2 separate regions of the Mus musculus genome follow, and region 2 is linked to region 1. The links are chromatin loops, found by intact Hi-C in ENCODE. Cell type or tissue: left cerebral cortex. All regions are shown on one strand. Each heading gives the region's core, and the rest is flanking DNA. Links, peaks and the distances in the headings are about the cores only.

Region 1 (4,403 bases), core at 236-4,235:
TTTTGTACACCACCACCAAGCCTGGCACAGTTATGAGATACTACAGTATTATTAGCAATATTGCAGTGTTTCTCAAATTGCATTATTAGAACCAACAAAAATAAAGGTGCTAGTTAATCAAAACCATGGGCTAGCAGTCACTTGTCACACAAGCCTCTGATACTGAGTATAGTCCCCAGAACCCACAAAGTTGTCCTGATCTCCGCTTGTAGAGATGATCAGAGTGCTCATACACATACAAAAAACTTAAATTGGTTTAACAAAAGTGAGATTTCAGTGTACGTTTAAAAAGGTTTTAATACAAAGGTTTACTACATAGCACAGAAGAGGTAGGAACAGGAAGGAATTGGAAGACTAGCCATGGCTACATGTGACCCCTTCAAATGAAGTAAATAAAACTATATCTCAACTAAAGCAGTTTGTGGAAGGACTACATTCCTAGGTGTGATGATGAATACTGCCTATGGGAGATAGTCTACATTGGGTAAATTGACATGAGAAGACTCAGCTAAAATACAAGTACCCCTTCCTATCAAGTCAGACTGAATAAAGAGAGGAAGTGAGCTGACCATAGTCATTTCTGCTTCCTGACTGCAAACAGTTGAGTGGCTAGCTCAACCTCCTGCTGCCATGATAGACTCTTCAAATTAGGCCAAAAGAAGTACTCCCAAGTTTTCTTGTCAGGTGTTTCATGACACCCATAAGACACCCATAGTAATGAACATGCTATTTCTCTCCCACCCACCCCTTGTGAGACTGAGTGAGGGCCTGACATGGAGGGCAGAGACTGGTTTTTGTTTGTTTGTTTTTTTCTCCTTCCAGCTGGTTTTTGAGGCAAGGTCTTTTCCTGTCTCTGTTGCTGCACTGTGTACTCCAGATGACTTGTTATGTGTGTATATATGTTCTCAAGCATGTGGCTTGATCTCTATATAATATCTGGGAATATTTGGGACCCTAAACAGCAGTTATAAAAGTAGGCACTGTCAATTTCATTGTACAAACATGATTTCTTCAAGTTTAATAATTTCATTTAAGGAAAAAAAAAAATCTGACCTGAAGACAAACTCAGACAATTATGTCTGAGAAGTAGATCCATGAGTACTGAGCTAGCCCCCAGCCCTCTCCTGGAGTGTATTTGACCTATCCTATTTGTTTTCTGAAAACTTTCCTTACTACTTTACAGTATAAAATATAGTATAATAAAAATTTTTTAAATGAGGAACTAGTCTGAGTTGGGGTGGCTATATTTGCAAATATATTGGAAAATATAAAATGTTCATAGGGCTGACTGATTTTGTCTGGGTGAAGAGATACTGAGATGGGTAAGACATACCCTTAAAGATCTTCCTCTGTGGGACATTTCCAGAAACTAGAAGATAGGAAGACTAAATGAATGAAGTACTCAATGACTTAATTCAGGAATGGATTCAGAATTTAAGTAGATACAGTGGTAAGACTGTGGAAGATGATGGTTAGGTGGAAAACGTTGGCTGCTTTGAGGGGAAGGAGAGAACATGTGTCTTTGAGTTTGGTTTGTAACGATTGGCCTTGGTCATCCTGCTTTCACCTGTGAAACTTTCTTTTATCCTCTGGTTTCCTTTGTTTCTTTTGCATTTTTGAGACTGGATCTCTACATAGCTGTGGCTGTCCTGGAACTCACTATGTAGAGCAGGCCGGCCTTGATCCTACAGAGATTCCACCTGTCTCCTGCCTTTCTAGTGCTGGGAGTAAGGCATGTGCCCCACTACATGTGACTTCTAAACTATTGAAGTGCTTGCCATAGTCTATCATTACAGAACGTAGGAGCACGAGCAGTAACCGCCGTCAAGAGGCTGCTGTTTAGAGCTTCTGAATGATGCCCATCTTTGATGAATGTCAGCTGAACTCCATAGCAAAACTTTCGTAAAAGCCAGTATAGATGGCAGATAAAATCTTGATAACGTCTAGTGTGCACTTGGTGCTTTACCCTCCCAAGCCAGAAGAGGGCAACATCACCCGGAGCTGCAGTTAGAAACACTTGTGAGCCACCATGTAGACTTAGGAAGTAAGCCCAGGTTCTCTAGAAAAGCAGCCAGTGCTCTTAACTGCTGAGCTATCTTTCCAGCCACTTCTCAGGTTACTTGTCACTATAAACTTGGGAAACTTTCCTGGCTGTGTCCCAGAGGTTCCCAGAAGTTGTGTTCTCCTTTTCACTTGTCTCTAGGAGGGTTGTTTTGTTTTTAAAAATCTTCCTGGTTCCTTGAATGATTCACTGTTCAAAAATACATTTTATAATATGGATTTTGTCATTGTTGTTGAGGTTTTGTCCTGTGATACTAGTTTTAGAGAAGGTATCATATCCTGATGAGATTTTTAAAAATGTGTATTTTTGGTCTGTTGGGTGCGATGTCCTGTATATTTCTGTTAAGTTACTCCATAATGTATTTTAGCTCTGATGTTTATTTGCTTAGTTTTTATTTGGGAGATGTAACTGTAAAAGCAGGTCATTGAAGCTCCCACTATTCCTGTGTCAATCCCTATGAAGCACTGTATATACTTCAAATTATGTGCTTTATGAAACTAGGGATTACAACATTCAGCCTATGAAGTATTTCTCTTGATAAATCATTCCTGACATAATATGTGGTATCACCCTTTTTATATTTTCTAGATAGCTTTGGTTTGACATTTACTTTATCTGATATTTGCTTTGTAATTTATTTTACAGTCTTTGATTTTTTTTATCATTGCTAGCAAAATATGTTTTAGGACACAGTATATTACTGGCTTTTGTATTCTCTACTGAATTCTATCAAACTTTCAAGGATGATCTCATACCAGTTCTATTCCATAAAATAGAAAGTGAATGGACACTACCAAGTTCATTCTACAAATATAGTATTATTCTCACACCAAAACCAGGCAAAGGAATAACAACTTAAAACTACAGACATCTTCTCTTTAATGAACATAGACACAAAGACTCAACAAAATACTTGCAAACTGAATTTAGAAATACATTTAAGAAGATCAAATATTATGACCAACTAGGGTGTTTTATGGAGAGGCAAGTTTGACTCAACACAGGTAAATGAATAAATGCAATACACTATATAAACAAACTTAAAAACAGAAACCACGTACATAATCTCACTGATGAAAGGTCTTTTTGACACAGTTCAACATGGCTTTGTGGTCAAAGTGCTGGAGGTGTTAGGATAGATTGGCTCATGCTTCAAACTAATAGAGGCTCTATTACAACAGACCTATAGCCAAAAATCAAGTGGAGAGAGCATCTGTTCTCAATTCAGGAATGAGACAGGGCTGCCCATCCTCCTTAGTTTTTCAGGATACTCTTTGAAGTCTTAGCTATGGAAATAAGACCAAAGTAAGTGATAAAAAAGGAAACAGGAAAAGAATCGAACTATTCCTACTTGCAAATGATGTGTTTCTATACTTATAAGACATTATAGAGGCGTTTGAGAGATGCCCTCAAAGTTAAGAGTACTGGCTTCTCTTCCAGTGGACCCAGGTCTGAACCCAGTACCCATATGGCTGTTCCCAATATCTTGTAACTCCAGTTCCAGGGGCTCCAACACCCTCTTCTAGCCTCTGCAGGCAGCAGGCACACACATGGAACACATACATGCATGCAGGCAAAACATTCATACACAAAATAAAAATACTTTTTTCTAAAAAGACCTTTATGGAATCTACTAGGAAACTCTTTAATTAAAGCAAAATTGCAGGATAGAAAAATCAGTATTTAAAAGAAAAAACAAAGCCGCGTATGGTGGCCTATGCCTTCAATCCTAGCACTGAGAAGATAGAGGCAGGTAGATCTATATGAGTTTGAGTCTAGCTGGTCCACATAGTAAATTCCAGGTGATCCAAGGCCACAGAGGCCTTGCCTCAGAACAACAATGAGAAACGCCCAGATAATAAAAACATACTTTCATACTGATTCTGCATCTCCAGGCATCTTTTCAACATTGACCAATGTATCTTAAGTATGTTAAGTTTTAGGGGTTGGGTTGATACTTTATAATTCCTACTTTGTTCCAGGTAACCCTATAGAGATGACTAGTCACACAGTTTATAATCAATTGAAAGTCTATTCCAGCTGGCTGGGACCACACCCAGGTAGGTATTCAGAGACCTAGGAGGTGTGGTTCCAACTGTCCAGATCAACAGTTTTTTAAAGGCAAGAAATCACACCCGGGTACTTTGCTTTGCAGCTGTACGAGGGCTTCCCAGAAAGCAAGATCTTTTAGCTAAGATAAGTTAGCTGACCTTTGGGCTCCTTGAATACAGTTGGGTAATTACCCACGGGACTCTTCATCAAGATCAGATTCTAGTTAAACCTGGAACCGCCTCAGCAAGAGTACAAGATGGAGGGACTTTTGCACTGTCTTGCTGTGACA
Region 2 (4,403 bases), core at 264-4,263, 200 kb after region 1:
TCTAGAGGTCCTGAGTTCAATTCCCAGCAACCACAAGGTGGCTCACAACCAACTGTAATGGAATCTGGTGCCCTCTTCTGGTGTGTCTGAAGACAGCTATAGTGTACTTATATACATGAAATACATAATTCTTTTAGAAAAAGAAAAATCATATCTACTGTTTTGTCACAGTTACATAAAAGTAACTAGTATATTGGGGGAGTCAAAATTAATGACCCAGGATGTATGAAATGATGGCAGAGTGCCTGAAAATAGGCAGATAAGCCATGTGTCCACTTAGTGATGAAGTAAAAGGTCCTCATTAGTACCATGGTTATACTGCCATTGTTAGACACGCACAGGAGAACATGAAGACGTTCATATTTAGATATCTAACACCTGAGTTGCTGACATACGAATTCAAACATGTATCTCTTGCTTCGTTTGTTCTTTGTCTCAGTCAATAAACGATCTTTAGCTCTAGAAATTTGTAGAAATAGATTACATGGTGTAATTTTGTGTCTGTCTGCACTAGTTTTGAAATTAATTTATTCTGTGTATATCTCTGAGTTGCTGAAAAGTATTTCTTTCTACTTATGTGTGGCTTTTTTTTTTAAATCTAGTCTCTGTACTTTGTAGATGTAGAGCCATAGAAACTGGTAATAAAGTGTGGATAACAAAATTGAGATTCTTTTCAGATAAGATGAAAGCGCTATGTTGGGTTTTAGCAGAGGCCAGAATGGACTTGGAATTGTGCTGTCTGCTGAGGTGGAATGGGGGTGCTTGTGATGTGTGTGAACGAAGGCATAGTCAGAGATATGGGCATGTCCATGTTTTTCAGAAGGATTGGTCTTGATGTCACCCTTAGGTAATTGCTGTTGGTGGGATCCTGGTTGTTGCTGAATATGATTTATTTTGTTCTCTTGAGTTTTGCTCTGGCTTTTTGAACCAAATCTTAGGCCTGTTTGTGAATTGCTGTCTTTATGCAGGTGAGGGCAGGCATAAGATAAGGAAAGAACCTGTGATTGGGCAATGGATAAAGAAGGCAGGCTGAGAGTTCTGTGTCAGCCTGTCTGCTGGGGGATGTGTAGCCTGGCTCCAGAGCCTGGCTGTTGTGAAAGCACGACAGCATTACTTACCCAGGAGTGGGCGGCTGGATCATGTGACCGTTTTATGTTCATTTCTTTATGTTTCAGGTGCTCCCTACTGGTTTCCATAGTAGCCACACAAGTCTATGCTCCCTCGTGCAGTGACTAAGTACAGTTCTTGCATATGTCCTCGCCAGTGTTTTTCTCAAGCATTCTAGCTGCAGCAAGCTGTAATCTCAAAGCAGTCTTAGTTTGCATTTCTCTGATACCAAAGGATGCTGACCTTTTTTTTCTTAAAGGTTTATTTATTTATTTTATGTATATGAGTGCACTGTAGCTGTACAGATGGTTGTGAGCCGTCATGTGGCTGCTGGAAATTGAACTCAGGACCTCTGCTTGTTCTGGCTCCACTTACTCTGGCCCAAAGATTTATTTATTATTATATCTAAGTACACTGTAGTTGTCTTCAGCCATACCAGAAGAGGGTGTCACATCCCATTGCAGATGGTTGTGAGCCACCATGTGGTTGCTGGAATTTGAATTCAGGACCTCTGGAAGAGTAGTCAGTGCTCTTAACCGCTGAGCCATCTCTCCAGCCCAATGCTGAACATTTTCAAGTACTTGTATGTCATTTGAGGATTGTCTACCCAGTTTATTATTGGACAGACCGAGTGGATGATTTGAGGTTTGTTGTTTAATTTTGCATTTCTTTTCACACACACACTGTCTGTGGTGTTTCCTTTGCTGAGCAGAATTGTCTTAAATCTCATGTTGTTTCCTTGCCAGCGCTTGTGATTATTCCCTGTGCTGCTGAAATCCTGCTAAGAAATCCATGCCTGTGCGTGCCTATGTCTTAAAGTGGTTTTCTTAGCAACTTAAAGGTATCGGGTTAAACATAAAGGTCTCGATCATTTTGAATTAATTTTTGTTCAGGTTGCAGACACCAAATTCTGCAGGCTCATGTTTGCCTTTGAGGGGTGGATTGTGACATAATCACTTGGCTTCTTTGCTTCTGTGAGCTCTGCCACCTGCAGCATACATACATACATAACTCTCTCAGATCAGTTCCTGTCTTCACAGCGCCCCCTGGTGGGCAGCCTGGTATCTGAGGTCTCCTCACCAATTTGGCTTCACCTTGACCCCTCAAGGTGCTCTCTCAAAGCCTCCTCTCAGGGGCTAGCCTTGGCTCCCTCCCCTCCTCTTTTCTCCTCTCCTTTCCTCTCCTCTTTTCTCTTCTCTCCCCCCGCCCCCTCTCAAACCTTGATCCAGTTTCATGCCTTCAAACCGGTACCATGAGGAGGAAAATGCCAAATTCTGCTGACATGATATGTAGCCTGGTTTTCTTGGACATGGCTACAGTGAGCTTCATGTGAGGGTCTGTGATGTAGTTAGCCTTCTGTTTTTAAATACATTTGGATTTTGCTATGGTGACCTTTAGATGTGTGGGGTCTTCCCTCAGGGCCCCACATTACAAAGCCCTAATCTGATTTCTTTAACAATGGCAATTGCTTCTTTGTAACTGTGAACTTCACTATTTTCTGGCCAAGGCTGAATCTCAAGATATCAATTCACTCAATTCTCCAGGACAAGGCAGAGTGCAGCCAGATCCTTTGCCATGAAGGAAAGGCCTGCAGCCTGGTTTCCCTTGTGTCCGTGTTCTCCTGAAACCTCATGCGCAAGTCTCCTCCTGTGTACATTTCTTGGAGCATTATTGACCTGAGCACCAAGATGCCCATTAATCAGCTCACGTCAGCTCAAAGCCTCCAGGGCTTCTCCAGCCCCTGGCTGTGACCTCTGCTGCCTTCCTCTGGCTGACAAGGACACTTTCACCTCTGGGAGTTTCTGATGCTTCCCCCTTTTATCATTCTTTAGCATAAAATCTAGCATTTCTTTTTAACACATGTCTCACTGGTTCATACAGAGCCTGGTAGCATGTAGTATACCATTCTCTCTCTCTCTCTCTCTCTCTCTCTCTCTAGTAAGTCTCAGTGGGCTTCAAGGTCTGTGTATGTGAAGCCCCTGGGGTTTGTGTTATTACTGGGAACGTTACCCCTGCCCCCCTGACTTCCTGTCCTTGGTTTCCATAGAATGAATTCAGACAGTGGTATAGAAGATGAAACATCCTTAAGAGATGACTGTAAACAGTGGCTAAGGGACCATTTTTGTTGAACTATATGTTTGTGGAGATGGTGTTATTTCTAAAGCCTCTAGGATATAAGTCTTTGCTGGTGGTGGGTATTCTGTTGTTCATGTTACTGGCAGAATCACTTGATTAACTTTTTTTTAAATTATTTTTATTTATTTAGATATATGAGGGCTCTATCTGCATGTATACCTCCATGACAGAAGAGGGCATCAGATCACAAGTAGATGGTGGTGAACCACCATGTGCCAGGAGTGGAACTAAGGACCTCTGAAAAAGCAGACAATGCTCTTAACCACTGAGCTATCTCTCCAGCCCCTCACTTGAATTAACTCTTAAGATAATATATTTATTATATATAATGCATACTTGTTATATATAAATATGTAATAATTCTACATCTAGAAGGTTACTGCTACATGGTGATTGATATCCTGTTTCCTCCCAGGGCTGGAAGTACAACTCAGATTCTATTCCTTTAACCAAATATCATGTGACAGTAGATTTCAAAGAGTTAAAGAAGGCCAGGTTTGGTGAAGGCCAGCATTTGAGAGTCAAGGGGTAGAGCAAGGGTGGCCTGATCTACAGAGTTTCAGGACAGCCAGGACTAAACAGAGAGACTTCGGTGAGGTGGGAAATGAAAGAAGAACAGACATGTTTTACACATAAAAGGGACAACTTCACCTTAATGAACCTCAAAAGAGCCTTGCTACCTATCTCACCATCTTCTCATGGGGTGTTTCTAGAATTCTCTTCTACAATTACTGCATATCTAGAGACACAGGAGGTAAGGCCCAAGCTGGTTCTAAGGTGACTTAAAAGCCTGCTAATTTCTTATAGCAGACTGGGTATGGAGGTTACTTTTATTAGACTAGTCACTATAGCTACCTTTTAAAAATACCTTTAAAATTTATCTCTCTATCCATGAGTATTCACAGATGTGTGCTGTGTGGCCATGTGGCCACAGAGCCCGTTAGATCGTCTGGAGCTGCAGGCTGCCCGACTTAGGTGCTGAGAACCAAACTGTTCCTGAAAGCACAGAAGCGCTCTGACTGTTGAGCTGTGTCTCCAGCCCCCGCAGACACCTTTTCTTAGCTATTGAGAGGACTGATAGTTCGGTGCCTGTGCTTTCTCCTGGGGCCTGGTGACGACTTAATTCTCCTTTTGTGAAGCTCCATCTGTTTGATGGTCCC

What was found. Peaks named below come from ENCODE experiments on the same cell type or tissue, not always from the same donor. Only the 100,000 strongest peaks of a DNase experiment are listed, where the experiment ranks them.
Region 2: a loop joins it to region 1, with 2.6 times the contacts of the local background. A loop is called at or near these places in 2 of 42 quality-filtered maps.

The regions. Positions count from the first base shown.
Region 1 is chr13:58,385,691-58,390,093 of GRCm38, reverse strand. No RefSeq gene overlaps it. Among named protein-coding and RNA genes, the nearest start is that of 2210016F16Rik, 2.7 kb to the right of the region's middle. In left cerebral cortex, for the core only: a CTCF peak has its summit at 1,976 (motif pointing right); a DNase peak (open chromatin) is centred at 1,983.
Region 2 is chr13:58,186,352-58,190,754 of GRCm38, reverse strand. All of the region lies in intron 6 of Ubqln1 (ubiquilin 1), which reads left to right. Among named protein-coding and RNA genes, the nearest start is that of Ubqln1, 27 kb to the left of the region's middle. In left cerebral cortex, for the core only: a CTCF peak has its summit at 2,156 (motif pointing left); DNase peaks (open chromatin) are centred at 1,151 and 2,123; H3K27ac peaks cover 854 bases.